2 separate regions of the Homo sapiens genome follow, and region 2 is linked to region 1. A link is a loop called in an ENCODE intact Hi-C map of the cell type or tissue named here. Cell type or tissue: Calu3. All regions are shown on one strand. Links, peaks and the distances in the headings refer to the core of each region. The heading gives the core; the rest is flanking DNA.

Evidence for each region. Peaks named below come from ENCODE experiments on the same cell type or tissue, not always from the same donor. Only the 100,000 strongest peaks of a DNase experiment are listed, where the experiment ranks them.
Region 2: a loop joins it to region 1, with 2.2 times the contacts of the local background. A loop is called at or near these places in 3 of 110 quality-filtered maps.

Annotation. Positions count from the first base shown.
Region 1 is chr10:53,839,618-53,847,975 of GRCh38, reverse strand. PCDH15 (protocadherin related 15) reads left to right here. Exons shown (of 38, transcript NM_001384140.1): 29 at 7,480-7,656. Among named protein-coding and RNA genes, the nearest start is that of MIR548F1, 760 kb to the left of the region's middle. In Calu3, for the core only: no CTCF peak of the experiment used is centred there; a DNase peak (open chromatin) is centred at 3,825.
Region 2 is chr10:54,119,894-54,128,251 of GRCh38, reverse strand. All of the region lies in intron 15 of PCDH15 (protocadherin related 15), which reads left to right. Among named protein-coding and RNA genes, the nearest start is that of MIR548F1, 480 kb to the left of the region's middle. In Calu3, for the core only: no CTCF peak of the experiment used is centred there; no DNase peak of the experiment used is centred there.

The DNA of each region.
Region 1 (8,358 bases), core at 323-8,322:
ATTATATTTTAGATGCTTCCATATATGTCTAATAAATATTAAAGGCTAAATTTAATTTTGTTTTAATTTTCTACCTTATTCCAAAGAAAAACAGAAGTAGTTTACAATGATTCACACAGAAAAAAAGGTAAAATACATTAAAAATGAGTGTAGAAAAATAAAGCAAACAGATGAGAAAGAAGTTAAAGAAAGGATCAGAGTAAGAGTAAGTAATTACAGAGATGCTGCAAAGGCCTGTATAGTCCATATAGAGTAGTCACAAACTTGACTGTCACCTTGTTAGGGCCAAAGTGAAAGAAGCAAACAAGCTAAACAAAAAGAACAGACTCAGTTACAAAATTAACAAAACCATATCTCTTCTGGGACAAAAGAACTCTTTCAAAGTCTAATTCCAGATTAGAGGAAAATATTTTTATCTTGTGGGATACCACAGAGAGGTTACCATGTAATGTAATGAACAAAATGCTCCATGGCATCTAGAGCACTACTTAGGATATGGTCTGGGTAGAGTCCCTGTGGGTCTGTATTAATGGAGGAAAGAAGTTCAGAACAGTAGGAACTGTATGCCTGTATTTTTATCCCTCCAGCCAGCTGCAATGCCTATTGATTAATTTAGCTAAGCTTGTGTAAAAATATTGATAAGCACTTGGGGTGGAACTCTCTATGATGCTAGATAAATATAAGCCATTTACCTCAACAAAAGCCTAAGTAGGGTTTATAATCATGAAATCTGAAGAGTTCTTGTAACCATCACAACAGGTAGCCAACATTTATGACACGCTTCATATTGGTTAGATTTTTGTGCATTTAATGGGTGTAGTCTCCTTAACCTATCACAGAGGACCTTTGAGGTAGGTTTGACTACTTTTCCCACTGTACAGATAAATTCCCTGAAACTTTGAAAAGTTAAGTAATTTCCACAAAGACACAATAATGGAGGTTTAATTTTAATCTACGTCTACCAGCCACCAGCAGATGGAGTTTCCTCTGTTACACTGCCTCTTAGGAGGCAAACCTAATTAAAAACCCAACCCATCTTTTCTTGGGAGTAAACTGAGCATGCAAAACCAGAAATTCTCATCACATGGTAATTTTAACTCAACTCATTCACACAGACAAATGGGTAATTGAGATTATGGCTGCTGTAATAATTTTAGTGTAAAAAAATAAATAAAAAGCTAAATCAACCATGAGTAAATACCTGTCCCAGCTATAAAACTATCAGTAAACACCTTACACTACAGTTTTTCATAATGCAATTTCTAGTTGAAACTAATTGAAGATGTATATACAGGTAACTGGATAAGGTAATGCTGTAAATTGAAATTTAGAGCATCTACCAAAAATAACTTGGTTCAAGAATAAGTAAGTTAAGCGAACCAATTGTTTATTGACACCCTTAGTTTGTGATTTTAAAATAATGCTATCTGCATAGGAAAAAAAATCAGTTAAATAAACCTTTCAGCATTTATTCTAAGAAGGTTATTTAGATAAACTGTTTTGTATTGGACATTAATTAGTATGTGGTACTATACTAACATATGTTACATAAAATGTTTGTATTAGCTATATTAACGTATTTCTTTAGAAGTTTTCTGTTTTTAAAACTTTTCCTAAAGGTGACATAATTAAATAGACATTAACAGGAGTATGTTAGAGAGCATTCAAAGTAAAGTGGAACAATATAGCCTTAAAATGTAATTTTTATTCAATAATTGTAATTATCATCCAAATTTATTAACATATTTTTCACTTTTTAGAAGACCAATCACAGCCAGTTCTCTGTTTTGAGAATGCTCGACATAATCAGATACTGTTTTGCTTCATACTTGATTGTACTATTTGCATTTTAAATACGTATATTGCTACCAAGAAGTCAGATTCAGGGAAATTTTTGGCATTCATTTTTTAATTCTTTTTTTGTTTGTGTGTGTGTGTGTGTGTGTGTGTGTATACACATACACTATTGATATAACCTAGTTGTACATATTTTTGGGATATATGTGATATTTGGATTCATATATATATAATGTGTACTGATAAATCAGCATAATTGGAATATCCATCAACTCCAATATTTTTCTTTGTATTGGGACCATTACAATTCTTCTTATCTAGCTGTTTTGAAATATACAACACATTATTTTTAACTATAAATTCCCTACCGTACTGTTGAATACTATAACTTATTTATTTTCTCTATCTGTATTTTTGTATCCATTAACCATTTTATCATTATCCCCATCTTTCTTCCCCTCTCAGCCTCTGGTAAGCACCATTCTACTCTCTACCTCCATGAGATCCATTTTTTAGCTCCCACATATGAATGAGAATATGTGATATTTCTTCTTTGCCTGGCTTATTCCACTTTACATAATAACCTTCAGTTTCTTCCATGTTTCTGCAAATGACAGGATTTTGTTCTTTTTATGGCTAAATAATATTTGATTGTATATATATACTGTATTTGCTTTATCCACTCATCTGTTGATAAACATTTTGGTTGATTCCATATCTTGACTACTGTGAATAGTGCTGTGATAAACATAGGCATGCAGATAACTCTTCAATATATTGATTTTCTTTCTTTTGGATGTATACCTAGCAGTGGGATTACTGAATCATGTTATAGTTCTATTTTTAGTTTTTTGAGGAACCTCCATACTGTTTTCCATAATGGCTGTACTATTTTACATTCCCCCCAAGAATGTATAAATGTTCCTCCTTCTCCATATCCTTACAGCATTTGTTATTTTTTGTTTGTTTGTTTTTTGACAATAGCAATTACAGTTGGGATGAGATAATATTTCATTGTGATTTTGATTTTCATTGCCTTGATGATTAGTGATGTCGAGCATTTTTTCATATGCCTATTGACTCTTTGTATATCTTCTTTTGAGAATTGTCTATTCAGATCCTTGGCCCATTTTTAAATTGGATTATTTGGTTTTTATCTGTTGAGTTCCTTATATATTCTGGTTATTAATCTCTTGTTGATTGGATAGTTTGCAAATATTTTCTCTTATTCTATAGGTTGTCTCTTTGACAATTGTTTCATTTGCTGTGTAAAAGCTTTTCTGCCTAATGTAATCCCATTTGCCTATTTTTGCTTTCATTGGAAAATTTATATTTCTTTGGAGTCTTACAAAATCTTTGCTCACACCAATGTCCTGAAGTCTCTTCCCAATATTTTCTACTAGTAGTTTTACAGTTTTATGTCTTATGTTTAAGCTTTTAATCCATTTTGAGTGGATTTTTGTACATAGAAAAAGATGGGAATCTATTTTTATTTTTCTGAATATGGATATCCAGTTTCTTATCATCATACATTAAAAATTGTCCTTTCCCCAGTGTATGTTCTTCACATCTTGGTCAAAAATGATTGGCTGTAAGAGTGTGGATTTATTTTGGAGTTTTCTCTTCTGTTTCATTGGTGTACGTGTCTGTTTTTATGGTCATATCATGTTTTTTCCAAAAAAGCAAATTTTCTGTTTCTTGATTTTTTGTGTTTTCTTTTTGGTCAAAGTTTTGCTTATATCTGCTCTGATATTTATATTTTATTTCATATGGCTAATAGTCATGGATTGGGTTGTGTCTTTTCTTCTAAATTATTGAGTAGGCTGAGCATTTAATGAACCTTCATGTACTTAAGTTCTTTACTAACTAGTTTTCCTGATTCTACTCAGCCTAGTCTCAACACAGCAACCAGTGTGCCTCCTTTAAATGTAAGGTAGATCATATTACTTTAGTATTCAAAACCAGCAACAGATTCTTATCTCACTCAGAACAAAAAACAATGCTCTTACAATCCTCAAAGTCCCCACGTGATCTGCTCTGGCCACACACTACTACATCAGCACATTTATACAAGCAGTTAGCAATTCTCTTTTCTTAGAACACTCATTCCTAGAATAGCCACAGCACACATTGTTCCCTAAAGTTTTTGCTCAAATATCAAAGTCTCAATGATATTTATTCTGAACACTTTTACCAATTTTATCAATCCATGATCTGTTACTTGTCTTGTTCAATTTGAATGTAAATTCTTCTTTGACATCAAAGATTGTATTTTGTTCACTGATGTATTCCATGTGTCTGGAATGGCTTCTGGCCCAGGATAGGCATTGAATAAACATCTGTTGAAGGAATGAATAAATGAAAATTTTCCTACTTAACACTTCCCTGAGTGAGTTTTGCTATAATTTTATGAAAAGCCCTGAATCCAATTTAATTTTTTTCATTTTTAAACTAGAAAATATAGATTTATATGAAGACTTTTTTTATCACGAAGTTGGGGAGAGGAAATAGGGAGTTAAGGAGATTTTTTAAAAATATAACTATATTGTTCTTTTATTCCCATTATAAAGAAATATAAGCAATATAATATATGAAGAAGAAAGTTATAAAAGGTAAACTCAAAATCATACCATCCAGCTCTAAGCATTATTAACATTACATAAACATCATTATGGACATCTTTCTTGATATGTGTGTGTATGATACAAATATTATGGGTTAGATAAACATCATTGCAAATCTCTTTTTCTTTGTGTGTGTGGGGGTATATGTATATATGTGAGGAAATTTATATACATATAGGTAATGAATATAGATGTAGAAAATACTTAGTATATAGATATAGATGATAAATGAAAAGATAGATTTTTATGAAATGTGTTCTCAATTAAAAGGTATTTAGTTTTACTTACATTTATAAGAAAAAGATACAGAAGCAGTTAAGATTAGGCTATATCTCTTTTTATCATAAGATATACTTTGTCCCAAAAGATCTTTAAAAGTTTAACAAAAAAATGCTCAAAGTGAAGACATTATTGCATGTTTTAAATGACATAATTTGTTTTTAGACTTCTTTTATTCATGATTCCCTGCTACCATGAAGGAATTGGTACAGTTATATTTTATTCCACATCTATTTTTTTTAGTGAAATGATTCTGCAGTATTGCACTGAAAATAGAAAAGAACCCAAGCACAATAGATATGTTTCTTCACTGTAGGATCACACACAATTAATCTATGCTTATATGAAGGATTTCCTTGGAACATGTCAAATCAATGCCAAAATGCACTGGAGAAGGCATAAATTGTTAGACCAAAGTATTGGGACAGAGAGCCATCTATTGCATTGTATTTAACTAGGTACTCCTGTTTGCGTTTTGATTTGTGAACTGATTGATTATACTAGTGAGAAGTATACTTTCCTATTCCACAAATTAATTAAAGGCCTTGAATGAATTTGAGACAAGGAAGAAGCTTATTAATGGAAATATTTCAGTCAAATTAATAAAAATAAGATTCATTTTGTTGAATAGTTACTATGTGCTAGGAACTGTGTAAAAGCTTTATTTCACCGAATGCACATTCAGCCCCATGTGGTACATTATTTCCTTGTTTTCTATTTAAGGAAACATGGCCAGATGTGATGCTCATGCCTGTAATCCCAGCACTTTGAAAGGCCGAGGCGGGCGGATCACTTGAGGTCAGGAATTTGAGACCAGCCTGACCAACATGGTGAAACACTGTCTCTACTAAAAAATACAAAAATTAGCCAGGTGTGGTGGTGCATGCCTGTAATCCAGGCGTGAGACAGGAGAATCCCTTGAACCCGGGAGGTGGAGGTTGCAGTGAGCCGAGATTGCCCCATTGCACTCCAGCCTGGGCGACAGAATGAGACTCCATCTCAAAAAGCAAACAAACAAACCTGAGACTTTGAGAGCTTAAGATTACTTGTCTAAGGTTATGCAATTGAAAGGCAAAGGAAATTAAAATTGAAGCCAGCCAGACATCTGTACTCCTCAACATTATATCATTATTGTTTGTGCCTCCTACAAAATGTCAAGAGTATAATATGGTTTGACTCCGAGGCCTCTCTTATTTTTGTTAAATGAGCATAAATCTCTCAGGAAAAAAAATCTGAAAAACACAGTCCAAATGATGTTAGACTAGTCTGTGTCTCTCAGTACATCCATTATCTTCAGGTTCCCGGGGTTGTTTTTTTTTTTTTTTTTTCCCTTTGGAGATAAAATCTTGCTCTGTCGCCCAGGCTGGAGTCACTGCAACCTCCACCTCCCGGGTTCAAGCGATTCTTCTGTTTCATCTCCCGACTAGCTGGAATTGCAGGCATTCAACTATTAACTGATATTTTCCAAGTGAATTTGCTCCTCCTCCTTTTTTACACATCATCTTTTCTTAGTCTACTTCAAGGATGTCATCAGAAAAGAAATTGCGAAGCCGAGAGACCAGTGGGCGTGGAGTGGTGACAGAAAAGGAAAATAATGAATAGTACTTCAATAAGACAGACTTCAACAGTACTGGGTTACAAACATTTAAAAACAAGCAAGCAAACATTTCACTATGATTGGTAGTGTCTCCTGGCATGCACTGGTAGAGCCATTTCCTCCAAAGTTTAGTAACCTCATTGTTCTAATAACAAGGCAAACCAAGCACATACAAGACTCTTAAGGGAATATACTTTCAGTCGAGCAAGAAATATGTCAATTGTGGCATTAGAAGCAAAAGTTATTTTCTGATGTATCAAAGGACTTTAGAATATATTGCCCTTCTCCCCCTAAAAAAACCTCAAAATATAGACTCAGAAAAGAGCATTGAGTCTACGAATTTTAGAATATTTATCATATATAGTAATTAAAATTATTTAAATTTAAACATCTGTAAATACTGAATTATATGCTCTTAATATTTATATACTTGGGTTAATAATATAAAGTTTTTAATAAGGAATGAGACATTTGGGAAATGGTAATAATTCATACTTTCAATTAAAATCCAGTCATGAGATGGGAAAATTACTTATTGATTAATATTGTCTCTGCTTTTTAAATTAAATATCACTAATTTATACCAGATGGTATATGTTGTTTTTATTCACCTAAATAGTGTCTGAGATTTGCATGCCATATTTTTATCTTAACGTGGTAATCCTGCCATTGCAAAATATCTCCACATTCTCCCGTTGCTGTGATTCTGCAAGGATTTTTATACCTTTGGGAAAACAGGCATCCTAGTCCTGCTTCTTAGCATATAGCTACGTGTCATGTGTCACAGACTTTAGTGGGAGATGTAATTTATGACACCAACCATGTGAAGTCAAGGGTTCTAAGACCCCATGCCTCCTATAAAGCATAGACAGCTTTATTTGTACAGCATATTTGGCATTTCTCATGTAAAAGCTCAAATAGTATCATAAATTCAAAAAGCCTAAAGTTAAATAGGACATGGTTGGTGACCTTTTCTACCGTATTCAGCTTCTAGCATCATTGGGAGCTAAATGCTGAAAAAATATAGAGAATGTTTTTCAAGGGTTTATATTCAGTAAACATTAACAAAAAACTAGGCTGTCATCATTTTTCATTTACTAAATGTCTTTTCAAGTTAAGAGTAATTTTTTACTCCCAGAAAGCCCATTGGACTGTCATGTTTGTACTTTGTTTGATTTATAGGATCTTGGATCGCTATGTTCAGGAACAAATTCCTGGTGCCAAGGTCGTAGTGGAGTCCATTGGAGCTCGCCGGCATGGAGATGCCTTTTCCCTAGAAGATTACACCAAATGTGACTTGACTGTCTATGCAATTGACCCCCAAACCAACAGAGCCATCGATAGAAATGAGCTTTTTAAGTAAGTGCTTTTTGTTATCTGTAACAGCTCTTTGGTTACAATAGCAACCATAGATGATTCTGACTTGAGGCTATAAGTACTTAAAGTTTAAAACCCACCAAATAGTTACTGAAAGTGAAGTGTAAGCAAAGAACCTGAAATACCTAGGATTCTCATGCCTTAAAGTTTTCAGGTCTAAGTGTGGGCTACAGTGACTTCAGAGGGCCCATTTTCTTTATGGGCATCAGATGACCTTTTGTACTTAAGAACAAGGAACAGCTCCTTGAAATCACCTGCTGCCAGCTCCTCACTCTTGCTCAAGGGCACTGGCTATTAATGAGGAAAGCACAGATTCTTAAAGAGGCAGTTTTTCTGCAATGATTTTCATATGCTTGCATTTTAAGAAGAAATCCACCTTTCTTACAGGTCTACTAAATCAGCAAAAATCAATATCTGCTTTTTTCTTTAACTTACAGGTGGAGAGCAGGTGGGATAATCATTCCCATTTAAGTTCATGCTCTATGTGAAATTTCATCCTAGCAGGAACTTAAAAATTTGAGTTATAAATCCTAAAAATAAATAAAGTGCAGAATCTTAAAGAAAATCCTGCTACTTACTTTCTTTGGATGTTATTCGAGCACACTTAAATACTTAAAAAAAAAAAAATTGTTAACAGAATTTTCTTTACTCTGGTGACACCTAGTGTCCAACTGGGTCTTGTAA
Region 2 (8,358 bases), core at 130-8,129, 280 kb before region 1:
ACACAGACTACCACCTGGACATTAGCTAAAAGATACGTTAGAATTCCATACAGTGCCACTAGATCACAGGATTGTTGCTTGATATTGAGCCTCTTAATGGTGGAATTTATTGGGGGTCCTTCCTCTAGCACAGTAATCCTAGAACAACCTCAATACAGATAATTCATCTAACGAATACATTTTTCTTTCTTCATCCTCTCTATCCCAGCACCAGAGGGAAAATAAAAGGAAAAAAGACAAGAACATGTGTGAGATTATCACATCCACCCACCCTGTTCCCAGTCCTTAGAAATAAAATTAGTTTTAAAATAATGAAGAAAATAATTTAAAAATAATGAGTAAGGCATCATATTAATTAAAATGAGACAGTTTTGCAAAATAACAATTATAGACATAAATTGAGACATCATTGATGAAGCCAGCTACACAGCAGAAATGAAGATGATCAATATAAAAGCCTGAAAAGATCTTGGGAAGAATAAAACTGTTTCATTTTATTCTTAAGGAGCTGATATTCCTTATTCAAACTGAGTATAATATAATGCAGGCTTGGACTTTTGTATTTACAGCAAAAGCAAGAAAAAGGAAAAGATTTGGAAACTTTATGAAGGTACTATAAGAGTTAACAATTAAAAATTAAACAAAATACTCAGCTGGCCCTTCCTCACTCCATTTCTAGACTCTTAATTGGATATTTTCCTACATTATATGTTGAGCAAAGGTATAAAGTATATTATTCTCAAGGCCTTGATATTTGTTCCAACATGGCTTATTTACGATAAAATTCTTAGTTCCTTTAACACTTCTACAAATAGTCAAAATATGCAGTTATCAGCAGTGAGTGTGTGCCTGATTGAAAAGAACAATCACTTACGAACTAGTGTTGAATCAAATGATCCATTCACCTACTGCTGGCGAGGTCATCCCAAGAGAAATTCAACCACAATTTGCCAAATGGATAACAAATGTATACATGGGGAATGGAATAAAAGTATGACCCTTTTTGCAATGGAATAAAAGTATGACCCCCTTTGCACTTAATGTGTTCCTTTAGGAGTGAAGGATTGGGATTTAGGAGAAGATAAAAGCTGGCAATTTTCCTTTGACTTAAAATGTTTTTCTTACTGTTCTCTCTTTTTTTTGTTTTTGGCTGCTACTTTCTTATTTATGTTAACCTGTGGACTTACATCTGAAAATGAGTGGTAGTGAAAACAATAATTTACTTGAAATATGTCCGTATTGCTTTTAAAATAACAAAGAACATTTACAGTGAAGCACAGATTGACCAAATACAGTTCCTGGGTTAAATGGCCTATGTTTTGAGAGACAAGTAAGATAGAATATTTTTTGTATTTTAAAAGGTTTGTAAGAAACATATAAACAAACAAAAATATGGAACCAAAAACAAAAATTAAAGAATAATATGCAGAGTCTATATGTGAACCACAAAACCTACAATTTTTACATTTGACCTTTTACTTTTTTTGTGAAAGGTCAGATGTACTGACCTTTGAATGATTGATAATCATTCAAAAATAAACAAAGTGTCCATTATATTTATGTTAAGTATAAAGCCAACTTTAAAATAGAAAATATATTTTTAAAAGTGTTTATACCCCTATAATGTAGCATTAGTTTATTATATTAAATTAATTAAGGGATCATACATTTAACCATGTCAAAGATGTATCTCACATTAGCTAGCTAAAAATACAAGCAGGATTACTTGTCAAGAATATATTCAATAAATATTTATTAAAATAATGGGGACTATCTTATCTTTCGTATTTAAGGTACATAAGGAGGCAGGATAAGTGGTTGGTTAATAGGAGGGAGGTTGATTGTCTTCAGTGTAGGGAAGAGGAGATTAAATGAGATAGCAGGTAAATTGCAAAGAGTTTGAAATGTAGAAAAAAGTGTTTGAGAGGCTGAGGGGTTGGATTACCTTAGGTCAGGAGTTTCAGACCCATCTGGCCAATATGGTGAATCCCTGTCTCTACTAAAAATACAAAAATTACCTGGGTGTGTTGGTGCATGCTTGTAATCCCAGATACTTGGGAGGCAAAGGCAGGAGAATCAGTTGCACCTGGGAGGCGGAGCTTGCAGTGAGCTGAGATCATGCCACTGCACACCAGCCTGGGCCACAGAGCGAGATTCGGTCTCAAAAAAAAAAAAAAAATGGTAATTCTTTTTATTCCAATTTTCTAAAAGGAATCTGTTTTCCTGTTAACTCATAAACTCATAAAAGATTTTAGGGTGAACAAGAAGGTACTGGGCATTTGAAATAATGAATAAAAAAATGAAATGTAAAAGAGGAGAATGGATACATTCCAAGAAATTCCACTTTATTATTTTACTAGCTATTCTATTGAGAAAAAAGGGTCAATTGCAATTTAAAGAACAAACTGACACTTTGGATGCTGAAGATATAGATGGCTAAGAGATCAATATTAATAATAATAGCATCAATACCTAATTTTAATTGATGCTATCATAAGCCAGGAACTACACTAAGCACTTGAAAACTTCTCCATTTTTAATACTCCCAACAAAGCAGAAGTAACTTTTCCTATGTCAAAGAGAATCCTGTTGCAGATGTGGGATTAGAATGCAAGCTGTTCTACCCTACACTCTCTGTACTATTATTCTATGCTGTCTTCTCTAAGGAATGAAATTTCCTTATTCCCTTCAGCTTTGCTTAGACTTGCCCACAATCCCTTCAATAGCAAAGTACATCTACCTATAAGGTGAATCATTGTTTCTCTTTCAAACATCTACTTGATAAGCCTTGATTTAATTTTTTGTGGTTGCTTCATGATTCTTAACAAAAGTAAAATAAAATTATTATACAGAAAGTGTCCACTGACACCCAGAACATACAAATTTTGCTACTGCTTTAAAACTTCTGGTTCCACCTCCCAGTGAGGTGACTCGCTCTGATGCTTTGATTCTCTTTCCTTTTCCTGGCTTTTTCTTGTTGGAAACTGCAATAACAGGTATAACAGCTCAGAGACAAATAGCAGGAGAAAATAGAAAATGACGAGAAACAGACCAAGAAGTTGAATGTTGACACCTCCAGTTACCTGAAGGGAAAAAAAAAACCACACATTTGACTAATGAACGAATTGGGTGTAAGTCTAAAAAGGTGTTTTGTCAGCTTGCAGCATGTGTTTTCTTTTAATCTTTATCCATTCTTCTCATTTTTGAATAGTTTCAAGAAGCCATGGAATTTAATGTCTGGGCCTCAAGGAATTATTATTTTTAGCCCTGAGGAAAAATTTCTGCTGCCTTGATCTCACTACAGAATTGATCTTGTTCCAAAACAGTTTGAATTAAATGCAAGCTGTCTTACAGCATGACCCTCTGAATTAACAGGTCCTGTCAGAGGTATTGATTTGTTTTTCTGATATCTTTGAAAGGTTCTAGAAATTTCAGGGTTTTTACTTCTCTTTCCCTTTTTTGATGAATATTTCTTGTAAAATAGGATGCATTTTTGCTCTGAAGATGATACAGGAGTTTATGATTCATGAATGTTTCACAGCTGGTTCAGGTACAGTGTGCGTGAATCATAGGCACTGCATCGTAAAATTTATAATGTCACGTGTATTACAAGGATTACTTTGGATATTTGCAATTTGCTCTTTTGCAATCAAAGATGCTTTTATTTTTTTCAGATTCATTATGTTTATTTCATGGCAATGCCCTTTTTCATCTTGTTCATCTGGCAAATTCCTACATATCTTTTATTATTGTAGTTGTAATAAAAATATGGAACACGATACTTACCATTATAACCATCTTTGGCATTAAGTACATTCACATTTTTGTGCAACATCATCACCGTCTGTTTCCAGAACTTTCTCATCCTCCCAAACTGAAACTCCGTACTCAGTAAACACTAACTCCCCAAACACCAGCCCACAGCTCCTGGCACCCACCATGTAACTTTCTGTCTCTATTAATTTGACTGTTATAGCTACCTTATATAAGTGGAATCATATAGCATGTGTCCTTTTGTGTCTGACTTATTTCATTTAGCAAAATGTATTGTTTGTTTTTCTTTTAATTTTGCCATTCTTTATTTTTCCGTTTTTATTTAGATTCAAAGGGTACATGTACACGTTTATTATATGGGTATGTCACATGATGCTGATGTTTGGGGTACAATTAATCCTGTCACCAAGGTAGTTAGCACAGCACCCAACAGTTGGTTTTTCCAGCCTTGCTACGCTCCCTCTCAGCCAGCCCCCTCTAGTACTCCCCAGTGTCTTTTGTTCCCAAGTTTATGTCTACATGTATGCACCATTTAGTTCTCACTTATAAGTGAGAATATGTAATATTTGTTGTTCTATTTCTGTGTTAATTCAATTAGGATGATGGCCTCCAGCTGTATCCAGGTTGCTAAGAAGGACACAATTTCCTTTTTTAGGGCTATGTAGTATTCCGTAGTGTATATGTGCCACATTTTCTTTATATGCTCCACCACCGATGGGCACCTAGGTTGATTCCATGTCCTTGCTATCATGAAGAGTACTGCTGTGAGCATACAAGTGCCTGTGTCTTTTCAGTCAATTTATTTTCTTTTGGGTGGCATTGCTGGGTCAGATGGTAGTTCTATTTTTAGTTCTTTGAGAAATCTCCAAACTGATTTCCACTGTGGCTGAACTAATCTACATTCCCACCAAGAGTATATAAGTATTCTATTTTCTCTGCAGCCTCCCATCATCTGTTGTTGTTTTACTTTTAAATAATAGCCACCCTGACTGGTGTGAGTAGGTATCTCATAGTGGTTTTGACTTGCATTTCTCTGATGATTAGTGATATTAAGCATTTTTTTCATATATTTCTTGGCTACTTGTATCCCTTTCTGTTGAGAAGTGCCTATTAATGTCTTTTACTCATTTTTTGATGGAATTTTTTGTTTTTGCTTGTTTAATTCTTTAAGCTACTTGTAGATTGTGAATATAAGACATTTGTTGGATGCGTATTTTGGGAATATTCTCTCCTGTTCTGTAGGTTATCTGTTCACTCTGTCGATGGTTTCTTTTGCTGTGCAGAAGCTCTTTAGTTTAATTAGGTCCAACTTATCAATGATCATTTTTGTTGCAATTGCTTTCGAGGACTTAATCATAAATCCTTTGCCAAAGGTGATGTCCAGAATAGTGTTTCCTAGGTTTTCTTCTAGGATTCTTATAGTTTTAGTTCTTACATTAAAATATTTAAGCCATCTTGAGTTAATTTTTGTATGTAGTAAAAGGTAGGTATCCAGTTTCATTCTTCTGCATATAGCTCACCAGCTATCCAAGCTCCATTTATTGAATAGGGAGTCCTTTCCACAGTGCTTATTTTTGTCAAGGGTTCCCTTTTTTTTTTTTTTAGCAGTGTTTTGTAGTTCTTCCTGCAGAGATCTTTTACCTCCTTGGTTAGATTTATGCCTAGGTATTTTACTTCTTTTGTGGCTGTTGTAAATTGAATTGTGTTCTTGATTTGGCTCTTAGTTATTGGTGTATAGAACTCCTACAGATTTTTGTTCATTGATTGTATCCTAGTACCTTGCTAAAATTGTTGATCAGTTCTAATAACTTATTGAGAGAGTCTTTAGGGTTTTCTAGGTATAAAATCATATCACCAGTGAAGGCAGATAGTCTGATTTTTTTTTCTTTTTTTTTTGCTATTTGGATGCTTTTGTTTCTTCCTCTTGCCTCCAGCAAATATATGAAAAAAAAAGTTTAACATCTGGCTAGCACTTCCAGTGTTGTCCTGAATAGGAGTGGTGAGACAAGATCTCTCTGTCTTGATCCACTTCCAAGAGGAATGCTTGCAGTTCTGATCATTCAATATGATGCTGGCTATGGGTTTGTTGTAGATAGCTTTTATTATTTTGAGATATGTACCTCTGATGCCTAGTTTCTTGAGGGATTTTACCATGAAGGGATGTTGAATTATGTTGAAAGCTTTTTCCGCGTCTCTCGAGGTGATCATATGGTTTTAGTTTAAATTGTGTTCATGTGATCGGATCACATTTACTGATTTGTATATGTTGAAATATGATGAAACAACCTTGAATCTCAGGAATTAACCCTACCTGATCATCGTAAATTAAATATTTGATGTGTTGTTGAATTTGACGTGTAAGTATTTTGTTGAGAATTTTTGTGTCTGTGTTCTTCAGAGGCATGGGCCAGTAGTTTCATTGTGTGTGTGTGTGTGTCTGTCTCTGTGTGTGTGTGTGTGTGTGTGTGTGTGTGTATGTGTCTTTGCCCGGTTTAGATATTAGGTGATGCTGGCTTCATAGAATCAGTTAGGAATCACCCCTCCTTGATTTTTTGGAATAGTTTTAATAGAATTACTATCAGCTCTTCTTTGGACCTCTGGTAGAACTCAGCTGTTAATCTATCTGGACTGGGGCTTATTATTACTGTTTTTTGGTTGTTAGGTTTCTTATTACTGATTCACTTTTTGAACTCAATATTGGTTTCATCAGTGTTTCAATTTCTTCCCGATTCAATCTTGAGAGGTTGTGTGTTTCCAGGAATTTTTCCATTTCCTCTAGATTTTCTAGTATGTGTGCATAGAAATGTTCATAGTTGTCTATGAGGGAGTTTTGTATTTCTGTGTGATCGGCTGTGACATTACACCACTTTTGTCATTTCTGATTGTGCCTACTTGAATTTTTCTTTTCTTCTCTTTATTAATCTAACTAACAGTCTATTGATCTTGTTTATCCTGTCAAAGAACCAACTATGAAACTATGGTTTCATTTATCCTTTGTGTGGAATTTTGGGTCTCAATTTCATTTGGTTCAACTCTAATTAGAGTTGTCTTATTTTCCTTCTAGCTTTGGGATTAGTTTGTTCTTGTTTATCTACTTCCTCTAGTATAATGTTAGATCATTAATTTGAGATCTTTCTAACTTTTTGAGGTAGGCATTTATCACTATAAATGTTCTTCTTAACACTGATTTTGCAACATCCCAGAGATTTTTTATGTTGTGTTTCTGTTTTGATTTATTTCAAATAATTTTTTATGTTTCTGGCTTGATATTGTTGTTTACTTAAAAGTCACTCAGGAGCAAGCTGTTTAATTTCCATGTAATCATGGGGTTTTGAGAAATATTATTGGTATTGCTTTCTATTTTCATTCCACTGGGGTCCAAGAATATGGGTGCTGTGATTTCTTTTTTTTTTTTCATTTGCTGAGACTTGCTTTATGACTCAGCGTGTGGTAAATCTTGGAGTATATTCCCTGTGCAGTTGAGAAGAATGTATATTCTGTGGTGCATGGGTGGAGTATTCTGTAGATGCATATTGGATCCAGTTGCTCAAGTGTTGAGTTTAAGTCCAGAATTTCTTTGTTAGTTTTCTGCCTTGACAATCTGTTTAATGCTGTCAGTGGGGTCTTGATCTCCCTCACTGTTATTGTGTGGCTAAGTCTTTGTATAGGTCTAGAGTACTGGTTTTGTGAATCTAGACTCTACAATGTGGGGTGTGTTTATGTTCTAGATAGTTAAATCTTCTTTTTGAATTGAACCCTTTATCATTATGTAGTTCCTTTCTTTCTTTCTTCTTTTTTGTTTTTAGTGTTGTTAGTTTAATCTCTGTTTTATCTGATATGAGAATAGTAATCCCTGTTCTTTTCCTTTTCTGTTTGCATAGTAGATCTTACTCCATCTCTTTACTTTGAGCATCATTACTTTACTTCATGTATCATTACATATAAGGTGGGTCTCTTGGAGACAGCAGCCATATGGATCTTGGTTTTGTTTTGTTTTTAATCCAACTTGCCACTCTGTGCCTTTTAAGGGTGGCATTTAGGCCATTTATGTACCAGGTTAATATTGATATGTGAAATTTTGATTCTATCATTAAGTTGTTAGCTGGTAACTTTGTAGTTTCTATTTTGTTGTTGCTTTATAGGGTCTGTGGGCTATGTACTTAAGTATGTTTTTGTGGTAGCAGATATGGTTCTTGGTTCCCATGTTTAGAACTACTTTAGGATTTCTTTGAAGGCTTTCTAGTGGTAACAAATATTCTTAGTACGTGCTTGTCAGGAAAATATTTTACTTCTCATTTGCTTAAGATGCTTAATTTGATGGAATATGAAATTCTTGGTTGGAATTTGCTTTCTTTAAGCATGCTGAAAATAGATCCCCAGGCTCCCCTGGCTTGTAAGTCTTCTGATCAGAAGTCTGCTTCAGCCTGATGGGGTTACCTTTGTAGGTGATCTTTCCTTTTTCTCTATCTGCCTTTAAGTAGGAGTTGAACAATGATAACACATGGACACAGGGAGGGGAACATCACACACCAGGGCCTGTCAGGGAGTGGGGAGCTAGGGGAGGGATAACATTAGGAGATATAC